Linked DNA regions of Homo sapiens: all the other regions are linked to region 1. The links are chromatin loops, found by intact Hi-C in ENCODE. Cell type or tissue: heart right ventricle. All regions are shown on one strand. Links, peaks and the distances in the headings refer to the core of each region. The heading gives the core; the rest is flanking DNA. Region 1 holds the start of CST9 (cystatin 9). Region 2 holds the start of LINC01747 (long intergenic non-protein coding RNA 1747). Region 3 has its middle 3.0 kb from the start of CSTL1.

Region 1 (5,879 bases), core at 500-5,499:
AATTAACTTACAGTTTTTTAAAAACTAAAGTACTTATGAAAGAAAACAATGGGCTGCGTTGGATGGGAGAGGCTTCCGTCGGGAGCACAGCAGAAGCTGAGGAAACGCCCACTGAGGAGCGAAGGCAGGTGTGTTCGGCAAAGGCCAGCAAACAGGAGGGCTGCTGAGGGTGACTGGGGCAGCACTTCCTCTTCAGAGCAAAGCTCCTGGGCCCAGGGCAGCACCCCCGACTTAGCCAGGGTGAGGGACCTGCTGGACCCACAGGAAGGAGAAGAAACAGCCCATGGGCCTTCCGATTTGCATGTGGTACGAATGACCCCTGATTTAGGCCTCTATATTTACCGGTAATGTTTGTATTTTTATTTCTCCTTTTGTCATTTTTTAATTCAATCATTATTCCTCTTTCTCAGTTTAAATTTGCCATAAGTCTATATGAGATTAATTCCTTAAATTATAAAAACTCAAAGTCAGCTGAAGACTGAGCTAAGAAGAACCCCCCAGGTGGAAAACCTGGAGGAGGGGAGGGAGGAGTGGAGGGGGCTCTGGAATTCCCTGGCAGCACCCCCACCCAGCCCCGCTCACCCCCCTGCCCCGAGCTGCCCCTTTGATGATTGCTATGACAGCAATCACTGGATCACTCACTCTGCTCTGAGTCCGGGCTTCTCCCTGCCCCTGCTGTCTTCCTTTGATCTCCTGGACACCACCTTGTTTTCCAGCACACGGAAACCCCTGGGAATGCTGGCTTGTCTGGGGAGTCTCCTAGGGAAATGCCAAGCAGGGGGAATGGGGAGGGTCCCGAGGAAGTGATCCCAAAGCCCAGCAGGCGATCCTGAAACTGGCAGGCCCCGCTGAGCCTGGCCCAGCTTGAAACAGGCAGTGAGCAAGGTCGCACGGGACCTTTAGAGCATGTGGCTGAGTAGGCCGGGCAGTGAGGGACATGAGTCCGACCCCGGGGAGAGCACTCAGCTGGAGGGTCTGCGGGAGCTGGGGAGAGCGTCCTGTGTCCCGAAGAGTCACTGGGCTTCCCCTCGTCCACCGCCTCATGTTCAGCTTCACAGAAAAGGGCCAGTGGCTTGGTCCTGGTCGTTGCCAGCATTCTCTAATCATTCAAAGGAATGCGTTCAGAAATACAGGGCCTCGTTTCTGGAAAAGCAGGTCCATTTCAGTGAGGAGTTACTGGGACCTTCCTATGAGACCACATGGGTGTTCGGTGCCAGTGCCAGCAACACAAAGAGAGCACCAGACAAGTCCCGGTGGCCCCAGAGACAGACAGGCCAACGAGTGCCCAGGAAGAAGCTGAGTGAGACAGAACTCTTGCAAGGGGACTCAGGAGAGAAAGCCTCCCAGACCTGAGACCTGGGGATAGCCCTGCAGAGAGCTGTGAGCTGTGCCTGTGGGCTGGCCAGCCAGCCCCTCCGGGCCGTCCGGTTTCACTCTGGCCTCGGCAACATGTTGACCCACGTCTTCGGGGCTCCTCAGCCTGGAGCCCACATGTATTTCTCTTTACCTGGCTATGTCTTGATATTCCCGTCTCTCTCCACCTGGGAAGTGAGGCCATCCCAGGCCACTGGGGATTCAACAAGAAAATAGACACACTTGTAAGGGTCCATGGTGTCTGTACACCCGTGGTCTCACATCTGGGTGTGGGGATCCCTGTCCCCTCCTTGGCTGCACAGTGAGGACAGAGCTGGTGCCCAGGACCCTAAACCACTGCTCATGTAAGAGTGAGTGTGGGCACTCCCTTGGAGCACATGTGGGTATCGGCCCTCAGAATGGTGGGGGAGCCACTGGCAATTGGCAGGATGCCCCAAGTTTGTCAGCCGCTGAACTTACAAGGTGAGAGTGACCTCCATGGGCATTGCAGGCCTCTCTCAGGACACTCGCAACCTATTCCAGGCATCAGGATTCTAGTTCTCACAGCACCTTATGGCCTGCTCATCCCAAAACCCACAAAGGCATTTCCGCCCTCACTGACACCCCCTTCCTACCCCTACGTGCACCATCACTCTCCAGCTAAGAAACCACATTAGTTACGCTTCAGCTGCAGTTCCAGTGAACTCAACGCCATCAGAGAAAGGATACAGACTCCTTGGGTGATGTTTTTGGCACATCTGGCTGCTTTCCTGGAATTGTCACATTGAGTTGCTTTTTCTTTGCAAACAGGGTCTAGAAACAAACTCTTATTCTTTATCACCAGGCATGCTGTCTAAGCCTGTCCCCCATCCTGTGTGCCCCACAAAAGCCATTCTCATCCCCTGACCTCCATGCCCCTCAAGCTGAGTTACTTCTCATATGTGGTTTGGTCTGTATGCACTTCCCAGGAAGTATTCTGAACCTGCACCACTCAAAGTATGGTTCTGAGACCGGGAACACAACCATCCTCTGGAAGCTGGTGAGAAATGTAGTTTCCCTGGCCCTGCTCACAGCTACTGGGTCAGAATCTTTGGGTGGGGAAACTAGGAACTTGCTTTTTAACGTGACATCAGGGGATGCTGGTTGCTTCTGAAGTTTACAAGGAGCTACGGATAAACATCAAAGGCATATTTCACAGGGACAAAGCTTAAGTCTGGTCTGTGAAGAGTGCATTATTCAGTCTTTTGAGAGCCCCATTTGCGGTTGGAGTTGGAGGCTATGTGGGTCTTGGTCGAGAACTCAGAATCTCCACCCACAAACTGTGCCGCAGAGTGCTGTGCCGGCTGTGGCCACAGGAGGGAACCCGTGACAACCTAATGGGTGCACTTCAGCCATCCCTGAGGGCATCTTCGTCTTTCTGGTTCTCCACTGCTCCAATTGCAAGCGGCCACCCGTCCTGGAAACACCTTTGAGGAATAGGGGCAGCCATAACTAGCCAGGCCCCTAGTACCAGCACTTGGCAGCGCGTCCCTGGGCTGGGAAGCTGCATTTAGGGAGGTGCAGAGAACAGGGTTGGGGGCTCCTGCTCTTGATTTCCTCAACCTCTGCCCACGACCCCCAGGCTGGTGCCCCCCTCCCGAGACCCTCGGGGGAGCAGACACCTGCAGGACATCCCGCCAATCCTCCCGGGCTCCCCGCCTCTCTCTCAAGAGGCCCAGTGCTTTCTCGGGGCGCTGTACCTGCTCACCCATGATACTAGCATCCACTGTCATCCCTTTCCATCCTTTTGTCTCTGCCTTTCCACCTAACCTCCCCCTCCCAGCCCACCCCCACTGCTGAGTCCAGGGCTCACCTTCCACTCATACCTCTCACACTTGTGTTCCTGTGCCGGGCTCTGACTCTGGGGCGCCCAGTAGAGGTCTCCTTTAGCCTGCGGAGGTGCTGGGGCAGCTGGGGCTGGGCCTCATGTTCAGGGCACTATCTCTCCCATTGCTAGTCTTTTCCAACCCACCTGCCTGGGTGCTGTTCCTCTCCCCTAAACAGGAGATGATTTAAACGCCTTTGGAAGAAGGGAGGCCATGTGTGGGAGAGACAGGGTGTAACTGCAGAGGTGAGGCCTGGAGGGAGGAGTTTCTGCCCCAGCAGGTGAATTTAAAGGCCAGACCTGAGCCCTGGAAGGCTCCAGTGGACGCCAGGGATCTGAAGGGCAAAGGCAAGGGCTGCTGGAGCCTGCATCATGTCGAGTCCGCAGAGGAGGAAGGCTATGCCCTGGGCACTGTCACTGCTTCTCATGGGCTTCCAGCTCCTGGTGACTTATGCCTGGTGTTCTGAAGAGGAAATGGGTGGTAATAATAAAATAGTCCAGGATCCTATGTTCCTCGCCACAGTGGAGTTTGCCTTGAACACTTTCAACGTGCAGAGCAAGGAGGAGCATGCCTACAGGCTGTTGCGCGTCCTGAGTTCATGGAGGGAGGATAGCATGGACAGAAAGGTTGGTGACCACATCCTCTTCTGGCCTGTCCTTCTCCATCTGCCCCTAAGTGAGGGACCAAGATGTCTAGTCTAGGAGACTTGGTTCACCATCAGCAGTCCATAGTCAGGTAGTCCACAACCAATTACGGTAGTTTTAGTTTTGGAAAACATTGAACTTAAAATTTTTTTTAAATTAGGTAAATGTCTATTCACATGCAAAATATATTTTTCAATCTTCATGATTTTTAAGACATTGTATAACTGAAGAGTGACTTCAAAATAAGGACTTCTAAGGAGATGAAGCTGACAAGAAGAGAAAATAACCAAAGAGACTGATAAACATTTCCAGGTCATAAAATGAAAATGGAAAAGCAAGGACACACAGAGGGAGAGAGAGAGAGAGACAGAGAGAGACAGACAGACAGAGAGAGAGAGACAGAGAGAGAGAGAGACAGGCAGACAGAGAGAGAACAGTGAGAATTCGAGGGCAATAAAGAACACCATCAGCCCTGAGAGGCCACCGTGAAAGGTTAGTTCTCTGATCTCCACCTTCTCTGGGCTCCTTGCTCTGTCTGCACTTAATGAACTGAAGGCCAATTTACACTCTTCCTCAATGGACCTTTATCCTAAAATGCTTGCCTTTTTGATGAAATCATTAAATGTGGTCAGGAATGCACAGTTCATCTGGGCTTCAGGCATGAACAATTAAAATGCCCTCCTAGTGGAGAACTTCTGGTTTAGAGAGAGAAGGAGCATTGCTCTTCCTTTCTCAGCACCAAGAGCCTGAAAGAAAGGCAGAGGGACTCTAGTACCGCACAGAGCTTAAGCTCTGGAAAGACTCTGTGCAAGGCTCTGGCTGGTTCTCTGCCTCCTGGGGTGGATTCCTCACTGCCATCCTCAGGATTCCAATGCTGGTACAGAGGAATTTTCCTCCTTGCTCATTTGCTGCCTCCTCTCAGGAGAATTAAAAGCCTGATGCAACCCTCAGAGGGGCATCTGGTCCAGTAATGGTGGCTGCTAATATTCATGCTGGAACCTTGGAAGTCTCAGAGATTGAGATTGGCCAGGCCTCATGCTTCTGCTTTCCCAGTGCTTTGCTTGATTCTCCAAGACCTCAGTGTAAGCCTCCATTCTTAATACCGTTAGAATAAAATCTAAGCTCCTTACTATGGTCTATAAGTCCTAAATGACAGTAAGTCCTAAAAGCTTTCCACATGGCTTCCTGGATATGGCAATCCCAGCATCAGTTTGGGGGCTGGGAAGAATAGATGGGTGAGAGGGAGGCTATGGAGTGGAATTAAATAGAATGGAGTGGGAAGGAGGGCAAGGAGAACTTCAGCATGCACTTTGCAATAGGGCAGATGGTATTTCTTGAACCCATTTTCCCAGGGTGTGTGCCTGTGTGTAGTGGGAGCGCTGTGTGTCATTCTTCTTGCTGGAGGTCACTTGGAAGGTTTGACAACACACTGTAGATGAGGCTCCCTCTGTCCCAGGGCTGAAGTTACCCTGAAAACTCTTGGAGATCCAACACCCTCCCGGACATGTGGCTCTGTCCTCTGGGAATGCAGCTGCAAGATCAGATGCCTACTGAGAGTGAAGCTGGAGTCTCACCGTGGGAAATGGGGGTGGGTGGAGGTGGATAATGTGTTAGTGGGGTCTGACTCAGCCTGCATCCTCCCCAGACCCACCATGCCCACCTGCTTTTTGCTCTTAACTCCTCAGTCTAGAGAAGATCCCCTGGGTTTCACCTCCAGTGAGCTGATGCCAGGCCCATGGGCAAGCTCTCAAATGCAGTAAAGTGTTGGGGCCTCTCCTACTCAAATGGCATCTTCACTAGTAGCTACTTAGGGGCAGGAAGACGGTGCATCCACTTTAATCTTCTTTTGTCCAACAGTGGCGAGGTAAGATGGTGTTCTCCATGAATCTGCAACTGCGCCAAACCGTATGTAGGAAATTTGAAGATGACATTGACAACTGCCCTTTTCAAGAAAGCCTGGAGCTGAACAACGTAAGACAGGGCATCAGCTTTCCTCAGGTCCACAGCTGTGGATGCT
Region 2 (5,879 bases), core at 321-5,320, 920 kb after region 1:
TGAATGAAGAGTTGAGGAGTCAAACAAGAAGTAGAGACAAAATCCAGATATGAGCAACACCAGGAAACTGATCTCACCCCTAGGCCAGGGGGGCAAAAGGAGAATGCATGTGGGGCTCTCTGAGCCCAAGGTCTCTGTGCCCTCCCAGCCAGGCACAATGGGAGCACAGAGAGAGACTGCCTTGTGCTGGAGCTAAAATCATGGATGAAGCCATGAGAAACAGGAAGAAGAGGCTGGCACATCCAGGCTTCTCTCCTCCTCCCAGCAGCCAATCTCCGGCCAGTGCCTCCCATTGGCTGAATCTACCAGGAAGCGAGAGCGCAAGGCCTCCCGGGAAATGTAGTTCCCTTCGCTGCAGCGCATGGGCACAGCTGGGGAGTGGTACCCTATGTGCCATTTAGATGTCATTTCTGCTGTATTCCCCGCAGTTAGCCCTCTGTGCAATGGTCAGATTAGGTGCTTAAGAAACCTTTGCTGAATTATCAACTACTCATGAAACGAGAAAAATCCAAACAAGTGATGCTAAGGACTTTAGTCCTATTACCCCAAATCCATATAAAGTTCTTCATCCTCAGCAAGACTACCTGATTGTATGCAGTTCACCTGATTAATCAAAGTGTGCTTATATCGCTGATGATGGAGAGCTGTAAGCTTCTCCACAGCATTTTCTCAGCCACTTACGTATAGATGGTATTCACATTTAGTCTTGCATGTCTAAAAGCTGGACGAAGTCCCCCACAGCAATAGGACAAGGTATGCCACAGGTGCCCTCCAATCCAGCTGGTGAAGTCAAAACTAACTTCCTGCAAAAGAGAATCAGTCCACACTGCGATGATAAACTGGTCCAGGACCGGCTGGTTATCACACGGAGTTTGGAATCCATTAATACTGAATGTTCTTATATTCCCTCTTCCCGTCCTTCTTCCAGACATTGCCCTCCATCTCTCTGATGGTTCATATGTGGTAGCCAGCGTGTACAGGATATGGCTTCATTTCCTGCTGTGATCTCCTCTGCGATTTCAAAAAGGTTAATTCGTTACTTGGTAGAAAATGTGAAATTCAACAAAAATATTGCCTTTCTTACTAAGCAAACTAAGCCTGGTCTAGCTGGGGATGTGATGTAACAATTCTCTTGGTGGTCTGCCCTCAAACCGTCAGGTTTCCATAGCCCTAACAATGTGGCCGTGGATCATGGGGGAGCTAGCATTGCCTCCAGGGTGATGTCACAATTCCCAAATCCTTGCACTAGGTGGGGCCAGCCTCCTGTTGTGTAGACTCATCAACTATACCAGTCCTCTGTTCCTGGTCTCTGGAGCTTCAATTTGGGAAAGTGACCCATTAGCTTCTGAGGACCAGGGTGAGAGAGGGCAAACTTGAATGCCCTTCACAATGGAGAGATGTGTGCAGACCGGACAGACATCAGTTCCTTTATCAGTGCACAGGTAGCTGCAATGTAAGTGGCTAGTGTGCAGGAACAGCCAGGGAGCTGAAGGATAAACACTTTGGCTTCATTCTCCTGGAGGGGACAGTTCTGAGTCCTCATGCCCCCGCCCCCCTCCTTCAGAGACCACACCTCGGCTGCTCACAGCAATGGCTGCCCATCAACTCACCCTTCAATGCTTCCACCCCCACACTTCCGGTCCCTCTTCCTCACTCTCTTACAGATGCTTCCTGGAATCCTCTCTCAAATAAACTGCTTGCCTCCAAATCCTTGTCTCAGGCCTGCATGTGGAGAGATAAAACCCAGACAAAGAGGCAGACATGAGCAGATGAGCTCCCCCGAACAGGAGACAAGTGGGCTGAGAGGTGAAGGAAGAGGATGAGGTAAGAGAGTGGGGATGGGGAGAGCGGTCTAGGCAGGAATGCACATGCAAGGGTTCTGAGCACGCACAGCCTCGTGGAATCCCCAGGCCTGCCCGGTTCCATTTGGAAGGAGGACACCTCAGGGTTTCCAGTGCTGTGTGGCGCTGTTGGCATTTGAGGCTCACTCTTTGCCGTGGGGGGGCTGCCCTATCACTGTAGAGTGGTAAGAAGCATTCCTGGCCTCTACCCACTAGACACCAGAAAGATCCCCCAGTTGTGACAACCAGAAATGTCCCCAGACACTGTAAAATGTCCTCTGAGGGGCAATGTTGCTTCCTGTGGAACTGGGGTACAGGGCTCTGAAAAGATGAGGAGGGAGAGGTGGCCACTGCCAGTGTCCCCCTTCCTTTGCACATCCATGGACACGTCCCTTGCCAGGTCCTCCTTAAGGCCGACGTCTGGCCAGGCTGCCTGTCCCTTGGCCTGCTGAGATTGGCCGAGATGGGAGGGCTTGTTGGCTCAGTTGCTTTTCAGAGGCCCGACCGGTGGACATTCTTGCCTTTGACCACTAGATGGACCCATTGCAATGCTGTACACAGGAGAAGAGGGGTAGCCAGAAAGGTTCCAGTTTTACCCAGATGGAGAATTTGGTGTTTGAGGCATTTTCTAGTTGAATTCCCCTGACCCCTTCTATCCCTGGAACCCAAAATGTTGTATTGCTCCCAAGTGTGTTCATGAGTGCCGCTGCGTGGAGAGGCAGCCAGGGCTTGGCCGTGAGCTCCTGCAAGCTCACCTTGGGCAGATGTGAGTTCCAGCACCATCGCTTCTTCCCTGTCTGTAAAGTCGGGGTAAACAAAATGCTTATTTCACAGGGCAGCCACGAACGCTCAATGAGACATGACAAGTCAAGTGTGGAGCCCAGGCCCTTCACCCAGAGGAGCTCAAAAAATATTAGCAGCCGTTACCATTGGAGCCTCTGCCTCCTAAACCTGCCTCAATATCTATGGAGGGTGGGAGCAGAGTCACTTTTCCTCACTGGACCTCAGTTTACTCCTCAGAAAGACAGCAGTGATGATGCCCTCTCAAGATATCCTCTAACTCCAGAATCCCTGTCTCTATTGATCGTGTAGGATGAGGCAGTCCAAGTTAAAACAAACACTTTGTTCTTAGTATCTCATTTCATTTTCATAAAAGCCTTAGAGGACACACGCTTTTCTTATCCTCATCTTACATAAAGGTAAACCAAGGCACAGAGGGCTCAAAAGGTGAGGAGGGATTCAAACCTGGCTGTCTAGACCCATTGCCCACATGGCTAACCACCCCATAACCTGCAAGGAAAAATGATCGTTGTCATTCCTTCTGCAAAAGAAGGATGGCTGCTTGTTTCACAAAGGTTAAAGTTATTTAGCAAGGGGAGCTCAAAGGGCTTTGACTGCATTGCAGCCTGGGAGTCAGAGCAGGAATGGAAAACAACCATGAGCCGGCATTGTGTCCGGACCCTTCCAGGGGTTCCTTGAAAGGGGCTATTTTCCTTTTATTCCTATGCAGGGGTTGGCAAACTTTTTCTGTAAAAGGCCAGAGAATAAATAGTTTAGGCTCTGCAGGCCATATGGTCTCTGTCATAACTACTCAACTCTGTCATTGTAGCACAAAAGCAGTAATGGACAAAATGAAAACAAATGGGAGTGGCTGTGTACCAATAAACCTTTATTTATTAAAGGCAGGCAGTGGCCTAGATTTGGCCTCCTGGCCACAGTTTGCCAGTCCCTGAATTAATGCAGCACTTTACCCCAAACTTGTACTGAAGTTTTAGTTGCGCCTCATCTGGCCAAAAGCATTGCCCACTAAACGTGGACTGTGTCCCCAGTGTGGGATTCCTAAGTGGCCAAAGACGAAAAGCATTTGGTTTTTATTGATAAGGTGTTTCTAAGTGGAATATGTCAGAATGTGTCAGGCTCTAATGAGTGTCTGGGAAACAGAGCCTAGGCAGGCACACGGGGAATGTGCTGGCTTTTTACCTCTGGGTCTGTCCCAGAGAGCCTGCAGGCAGTCCACACAGGGGACACGGTTTCTCTGCCCAACTCTGAAAGTACACGACATGAAACATGTGAATGATACTTTCTCACATCACACTAAGTCAACCTGCAGAAGCTTGCACTGCATGTGCTGGTGCATGCCCGGGGAGGCAGCTGCTGGCTGGGACCGACTTTGCCCTGTGCAGAGATGGGAAGGTCTGTCTAGAGTGCCTGCATAGCTGCTTCTGGTGCCCCACACGGTCCCTGTCTATTTACTGCTAGGGAAGAATCCTGGTTCTGCTTCTGTGACAAGTTGTATGAATTGCCCCAATCCAGCCAATTGCAGTGTTAAGACTCAGCAGTGGGTAGCCACAGGTGGATTCTCTCTTGTAATTCTACATGGGTCCTCACCAAACCTGAGAAAGTATCAACTGCTTGTAAGGAAAAAGACATCAGGGAATTATCAACATATCTCATAAACCTGTACAACTCCAGGAAGAATCACCTAGTGAATGTAGCTCTTAACCAAGAGCAACATACAACTTTGCACACTTATTAAACCCTATAAAACCAACAAATTCAAATTATCAGCATTAGTTTAACATGATAGATGGCGTTTTGGGTGAAACTAAATTGTCCATGTTGAATAGTAGAAAGATGTCTTGGCTGCATGCTTTCCTGATGGACCAGCTTTGGTGACATCATCATCATCATTTTCAGTAATTTTCCTGAAAATAGTGAACTCATTTTAACTACAGTTTCATTATGTTGATGGAGAAATCACTTCTAATTGTGCATTACAGAACAGAGTACTCCAGAAAGCAAAAGACTACCAGAGAATGATAAAAATTTTCTTTCATATTCTCTGTGTTGCAAGAGGCCAGTTGCAAGGTGGCACATATACAGCCTGAGAAAGCTATTGGCTCAGAAAAAGGGTAGTATCTTAGCTGCTGCCAGCCACTTGGGAATTGATGAGCCAGTGAGATTCAGTTCTTGCTGCTTCCCTCTTGTTGATGCATTATAAGACTTCCCACATAGGCAGCTCCTGGCCAACTTGGTGACAAAGACGTAAAGGCCTTTGCAGCTGCGCAGCTCTGCTGTTGGGCAGCCTTGCTAGCCAGCGTGTGCCAAGTCTTCAGGAAAATGGAAATGGAAATTGTTGAGATTCTCATTTGAACTTGAGGATCCCCAAGAGTACAACACATTTTGTCCTATAAGTACAGAGGAAGGTGGCTTTTCCATGCAACAGGTTTCTTATTTAAGCAGTAACTGTTTTTTCTTAAATGCTTAGGTTGCCACTTGTAAAATTTTTACTTCACGTTCATAGTTCAAGGAATGTTGACTAGTTTGCATTCTGATTTTCTACCATTGTTTCATGTTAGTCTTTTTCCTAAAAATGATTTTATAACATCGACAGAGCCAATTGTTTACCAAAGAAACAGTTTGCTGACTTTGTTATGTGAGTGGGAAATAATATTTAGTGTGTAGAAATTAGGTATTAATTTGTCCAGAAAGTATATTATTTTTCAAAATTCACTTATATCTGTAACTTTTGGGGTTTTTTTGTGTGTTTGTATTCATCTTTGGGGTCATGGAAGCAAGCAATTCTATGGGTAAAACAATATGGAATTATTTCTGTATGTCAAACATAGTGGCAAATGTATTAACATATGATTCAGTCTGATAGAATACACTCATATCATCAGCTTTACTGATATGATGCACAGGCATGCTCATTAAAAAAAAAAAAAATCCCAAACCAGATTTCAAATCTAAAAGCTAAATGTGAAGCTTCTTATTCAGAAAACAAAATTGCAAAGCTGGCAGTGTCATGGGTCATGGGGAGAGACAGAGCTGGCAGTGTGACCGATAATTAGAGGCAGCTCAGGGTCCCCGAGCAGGAGCCTCTTCCCCAGTGGATGATGAAAGATGCCGGGAACAACACCTTTGGTGACTCCTGTCCTTATCACCATGTTTTTGGAAGATGTAGCAGAGAAAATTTGCCAGCATGATTTGGTTCTCTCACTTCCTAGCTTTAAGTTTGAGCCTCTGCTGGAGCTT
Region 3 (5,879 bases), core at 337-5,336, 170 kb after region 1:
AATTGCAGCCTCCCTATGAGGGAGGAATAAACTGTGAGCCCCATTTAGAAATTATCCGCAGACCCCTGAAGATTAGGTGTCACTTACCCCCAAAAGCCCATGAATGCCCTATTTTAAAAACATTTGCTGGCTGGGCGCGGTGGCTCACGCCTGTAATCCCAGCACTTTGGGAGGCTGAGGTGGGTGAATCACCAGAGATCAGGAGTTCGAGACCAGCCTGGCCAACATGGTGAAACCCCATCTCTACTAAAAATACAAAATTAGCTGGGTGTGGTGGTGTGTACCTGTAGTCCCAGTTACTTGGGAGGCTGAGGCAGGAGAATCACTTGAACCCAGGAGGTGGAGGCTGAAGTGAGCCGGGAGGGTGCCGCTGCACTCCAGCCTAGGTGACAGAGCGAGACTGTGTCTCAGAAAAAAAACAAAAAACAAACAAAAAAAAACACCTTAAATGGAATCCTACCAGAAAAAAACATTAGTGGAATAGTTGATGAAATGTGAATAAAATCTGCAGATTAGTTAATAGTATTGTGTGAATGTTGATATTCTAGTTTTCACCGTTGTACTGTGATTGTATAATATGTTAACATTTGGGGAAGTGGAATGAAGGGTATACGAGAATGCTTTATGCTATTTTTGCAGCCTTTGTGTAAGTCTGAAATTATTCCAAAATAAAGGTTAAAATGTCCAAAACTAAATAAAGCGTTGTTCTGTGAGGAGTAGCGTGCTGAGGGAGGGGAAGCAGGAGACTTAGGATCCAACTGTCCTGGCTCAAGTCCTTCGCTGGGGACTCTGGGAGAGTTACCTCATCTCCCTAAGCTGGGTTTCTTCACCTGTAATATGAGAATGGGGAGAAAGACTCCACTTGAATTGTGGTAGAGACTAACTGGATGTAGGCAAAGAACCTGCTCCCAAGTCAGGTGTCAGGTGCATAAGAATGTCTTCTTCGTGATTCTTCTGTGACTCTGAACCCACACTTCACCCATGGCCTGTCATGTCCCGGAAGCCAGGCCACCTTCCATCATGACAATGTTGCTAGCACCAGTCACAACATCCTCCCTTGGCCCCAGAGCCTGTCTTGAGAGGACTTGTCCAGCCGGTGGAGGTGATACATTTGAAATTCCCTGAGCCTGAGCTGCCGAGGGCCACTTGCTGTAGAATAGATAATGAAGGATTCCGAGTAATCCGGGAAGCCACACAGACCTGTGCCGTCTCAGCATGCCCCAGACACCTGGGATACCCCCATCAGGCTGAGGCCCATAGAGAGGAAAAATAACATTGGGTGGGCCATATTAGAAACCCCATGGATGTGGGGCTCAAAGCATAAACAATAAATCTGCTTAAGAAATATGGGAGTTGGTTGTGTCCATAAAGAGGAAAATGAGTCACTGGCAATTTTAATTGAAGAAAAGGAAAACATAGACCCTGACTATGCCACAGAAAGAGATGTGAGGCGCCTAACAGGTCACACTGGCGTTCCTTAGCTTGTGTCAGCAAAATGCTGATTTCTGACTCTGTGGACATGGAATCAGGAAAAAAATATGATTCTGGTAAGGTACATGTATAAAGGGAGACAGGGAGCTTGGTTACAGCATGGAATAGGGGCAGAGCATAGTGGCTGACACCTGGGAGGCTGAGGCTAGGAGGATTGCTTCAGCCCAGGAGTTCCAGACCAGCCTGGGCAACATGGTGAAACCCCGTTTCCACAGAAAATACAAAAATTAGCCAGACATGGTGGCCCACATCTGTAGTCCCAGCTACTCTGGAGGCTGAGGTGGGAGGATCACCTGAGCCCAAGAGAGGTCGAGGCTGCAGTGAGCTGAGATCACACCAAGCACTCCAGCCTGGGCGACAGAACAAAGGGAAATAGAGGGCTTAGTTGTTGTCTGGTTACTGCCATGAAACAATGGAAAAATAGGGGCCTGAGTATTTCCGTGGAACAAGAGTAAATTAGGAGTGCTGGCTATAACAAATAGGAGCCCTGTTCTTGCCAATAAAAGAAGGGAAAAATATGAGCTCTGGTTAGACCATGGAATAACAGGAAATATGAGGTCTGCTCATGTCTGTGGAATAAGGAGCATAGGAGAGAAGGATTGCAGAAGGGCATGAGAAAACTTCAGGTGATAGATATGTCTGTTGTATGAATTGTAGTGATAATTCCACAGGTGCATACGTATGACAAATTTCATCAAATTGTACACTTTAAATATGTGCAATTTGGCCAGGCGCCGTGGCTCACACCTGTAATCCCAACACTTTGGGGAGGCCAAGGTGGGCAGATCACATGAGGCCAGGAGTTCAAGACCTGCCTGGCCAACATGGTGAAACCCCATCTCTACTAAAAAACACAAAAATTAGCCGGGGAGCACATGCCTGTAGTCTCAGCAACTCTGGAGGCTGAGATGAAAGGATCGCTTGAGCCCTGGAGGTCTAGAATGCAGTGAGCTGTGATTGTGCCACTGCACTCCAGCCTGCCCAGCAGAGTAAGACCCCGTCTGAAAAAAAAAAAAAAAAAGAAAGAAAGAAAAAGTATGTTTCCCAGGAGTCCAGCAAACTGGGCCTCCTGTCTCATAAGCTGAACCTGGTAACAGGCCACTGCTGGACCAGGCATGATGGCAAGTGTGGGATTCCTGTTGGATCAACCCGTGGCTGGGTGCTGTGTGGGCGAGATGGTGTGTGTCCCACAGAGGCCCCCTATGAGCTGCACAACTTCCTGGTTCTGTCTGTTGACGACCAAGCTCAGGATTTCTTTATCAGTCCAGCTCCTAGGAGAAGCAGGAAATAAACAAGAACATGATGATGTGTTTTATCCCAGCAGGCTCTGCTTATGTGGGCTGAGGAACCTGCAGACAGGGAGCTTCCTGGCTGTAGTTCTTCATCACTCCTTCACCAGTAGATATGGCATTGGTGCTGGGAAAGGGTCACACTGTGACACTCTCTTCATCAGCCGACATCTGCTATCTGAAATTTTCTGATCATTCTGGGGAAACAAATAATCCTCTGTAAACAACACGGCTGATCTCGGTTGGTTTCTTCTCTCCACTCTATTTTTTTTTTTTTTTTTTTTTTTTGCATGTAGCACTATTTGACAAGCTCTTCTTTGTCCCCTAAATAATCCTGTTCTAGGCTGGCTGCTGACCTGGAGATAACCCAGGCAGAAAGCAAATCTATTTGCGACCCACCTGCTGCTGGGCACCCTCCAAACATGGCCCAGGAAGGAATGGTCAGCAGTCTGTGCCTGCTTGAGGAATCTCCCAACTGTGGCTGCAGGGCAGGGGTAGGGGAGCACAGTCCATGCTGCCAGCAGCAGCTCCCACTGCAGCCCTGAGCCCTCGCCCCCAGGGCAGCAGCAGAAGAACATGGCTGATCTTGGCTGGAAATGCCTTCTGATTCTGGGGAGCAGGCCAGCAGCAGGCGCACAGAAAGTCAGCAAACAAGGCGGTGCTACAGATGGCTCCAAGCTGGCATCGCTCCAAAGGTCCCAGGGTACATTTTCTCTTTCCAGACACAGAAACATGAGAAATCACAAGGCTTAAAAAGTGAGAGCGTGTCACAAGAGGCCAAGGATGCCCAGAGTGGAGGGGCTTGTGGGGAGGTCATCGTCCTCATCCAGCCTTTGGTCTCCTTTCTGCAGACGTTTTCCACAACACAATATCTGTTTACCAGCTCTTAAATAGTCATCAGGTTCCATTTTGAAAGCAAAGAAAAAGCAGGTGGATTCTGCAGGCTGCGACACTCCTGCTTCCACCTTCTCCTGCGATCTGTCTGGTTTTCTGTAAGCAGATGCTTTTCCCACTGAAGCAATGAGCAGCAAAAGCGGAAGAGGGCCAAGAGTCTGTTGAAATCTGTAATTAAGTCTTCAAGTTCAAATCTTTTGCCCATTTTTCTGTTTGGTTGTCTTCAATTGATTTGTAGGATTTATTTATCCTTCTTGCAAATGTCATCCTCTGGGTTGTGGTTGTCTTTTCATTTTATTTATGGCATGTTGATGAAAAAATATTCTTAATCTTAATGGAAAGAATGTATTGATTTTTCTTTCTTGTGGTTTGCATTTTTTATGTCTTATTTAGGAAATCAAGGTCATAAAGCTACTTTTAAATATTTTTTCTGAAATTCTTAAAGTTTAGCATTTCCCATTTACGTCCATAATCCATCTAGATTTTTGTGCGTGGTATGTTTACTAATGTTTTCTTCAGAATTTTTGTATCTATCTTCATGAGTTAAACTGGGCTGTGATTGTTTTTTCTCATATTGTGCTTTCCTGGTTTGGGTTTCAAGGTTATACTGGCCTCATCCAACGGGTTGGGGAGCATGTCAGTCTGGGTCTCCACAGTCAGCACAGGCACACTTGCAACAGGAGAGTTCAGGGCAGTTTCTATACGGGGCGCTGTGCAATGGTGCAGGGACACAGAAACCCTGGGACACAGGGCAAGTGTCTGCAGCAGCCATGCCACCTAGCCTAAGCCTGAAAGATGAGGCAAACATCTAGAAAGAATTGGAGTGCCAGCTGGCCACTTTGTGGAGAGAGCAGGGGACAAACACCATGATGTCAGTCTCCTCTGTCCTCTACCTCATTCCTAGGCATCTTGTTGTCAAATACAAGCAGAAGTTATAGGGCACAAGAGCCCCACGGATGGAGTCCATAGCAGCCTGTGTTGTGAAGCAGAGAGCAGCATGGAGAAAGTGCCTTAGTCAGGGTTCTCCAGAGAAACACAGAGATATGAAGAGATTTGTTATAAAGGATTGGCTTGTACAATTATGGAGGCCTCGAAGTCCACCATCTGCTGTTTGCAAGCTGGAAACCAAGGAAAGCCAATGGTATAGTTGGAAGGCCTGAGAGCTGGAGAGCCACGGGTGTGGATTCCAACCTGAGTCTGAAGGCTTAATAACCAGGAGCGCTGAGGGCAGGAGAAGATTGATGTCACAGTCCAAACAGCCAGGCAGAGCTAATTCAACCATCTGCCACTCGGGCACTCAGTGGATTGGATTGAATGGTGTCACTCACATTGGAGGGGCCATTTGCTTTACTCAGTCCACTGATTCAAATGCTGACCTTTTCCAGAAACATCCTCACAGACCCATCCAGAAATAACATTTAACAGATAGTGGGCATTCCGTGGCCCAGTCAAGTTGACACGTAAAATTAACCATAACAGAAGGTTAGCCAGTGGGGCTAGGGAGCAAATAGAAATTAGCCAGCACCAGATGATTTCCCTCTGTCTTAGTTCTCTTGAAAAGCTGCTAGTTTTTATCTTTTTGCCCATTTCTTTTAGGGATTGGGAAAGGGATATTCTATGATCTGACTTCATTTCATTTCTTTATCCAGATACTGTCCCAATGTGCAGCTGATTTTCATCATTTGCAGAAGGTATCTTCTATAAAATCTCTGCAAACATGGAAGTAGTAAATGCTAAACCATTGTGCCCAGGAAAAACACAAGGTTTGGTTTCCTTGAGTCTCTGGTTACAACACTTTCTGTCAATTGATCAATATTTAACCTTATTTTATGTGTGTCTCTAGTTAGAGGTGTCTTTTAAATATATATTGTTGACTCATTGTCATCAAGCTCACCACCAACAGTCCTGTAAATGCCTGAATGAAGCTTATTTAAGACACATTTTCTCCATAAGGCACCTCACAGTCTTCTTGTGCCTAGGAACTAGATAGCACTGCAGCACTATGCCTGGGGCCATTTTAATCAGCAAAATCACCAACCAAAAAAAGCACAAAACTCAAACCACATGTGATAGCTCATACCTGTAATGCCAACACTTTGGGAGGCCAAGGCTGAAGACACTTGAGCTCAGGAGTTCGAGATCAGCCTGGGCAACACAGCAAGACCCCACCTCTAAAAAAAAAACCAATACAAAATTGTGAAACGT

Evidence for each region. Peaks named below come from ENCODE experiments on the same cell type or tissue, not always from the same donor. Only the 100,000 strongest peaks of a DNase experiment are listed, where the experiment ranks them.
Region 2: it touches region 1 in a loop (4-fold over the local background); 13 of 110 quality-filtered maps call a loop at or near these places.
Region 3: it touches region 1 in a loop (5-fold over the local background); 93 of 110 quality-filtered maps call a loop at or near these places.

The regions. Positions count from the first base shown.
Region 1 is chr20:23,603,575-23,609,453 of GRCh38, reverse strand. It overlaps CST9 (cystatin 9), which reads left to right and starts at 3,537. Exons shown (of 2, transcript NM_001008693.3): 1 at 3,537-3,844; 2 at 5,720-5,879. The coding sequence starts at 3,590. In heart right ventricle, for the core only: a CTCF peak has its summit at 2,701 (motif pointing right); a DNase peak (open chromatin) is centred at 2,713.
Region 2 is chr20:22,680,690-22,686,568 of GRCh38, reverse strand. LINC01747 (long intergenic non-protein coding RNA 1747) reads left to right here and starts at 1,225. Exons shown (of 3, transcript NR_146527.1): 1 at 1,225-1,453; 2 at 1,665-1,824. LOC124904963 (a long non-coding RNA gene) reads right to left here and starts at 1,136. Exons shown (of 2, transcript XR_007067729.1): 1 at 682-1,136. RefSeq lists an enhancer at 875-2,074. In heart right ventricle, for the core only: a CTCF peak has its summit at 2,366 (motif pointing right); a DNase peak (open chromatin) is centred at 2,358; H3K27me3 peaks cover 1,116 bases.
Region 3 is chr20:23,433,742-23,439,620 of GRCh38, reverse strand. No RefSeq gene overlaps it. Among named protein-coding and RNA genes, the nearest start is that of CSTL1, 3.0 kb to the left of the region's middle. In heart right ventricle, for the core only: no CTCF peak of the experiment used is centred there; a DNase peak (open chromatin) is centred at 3,405.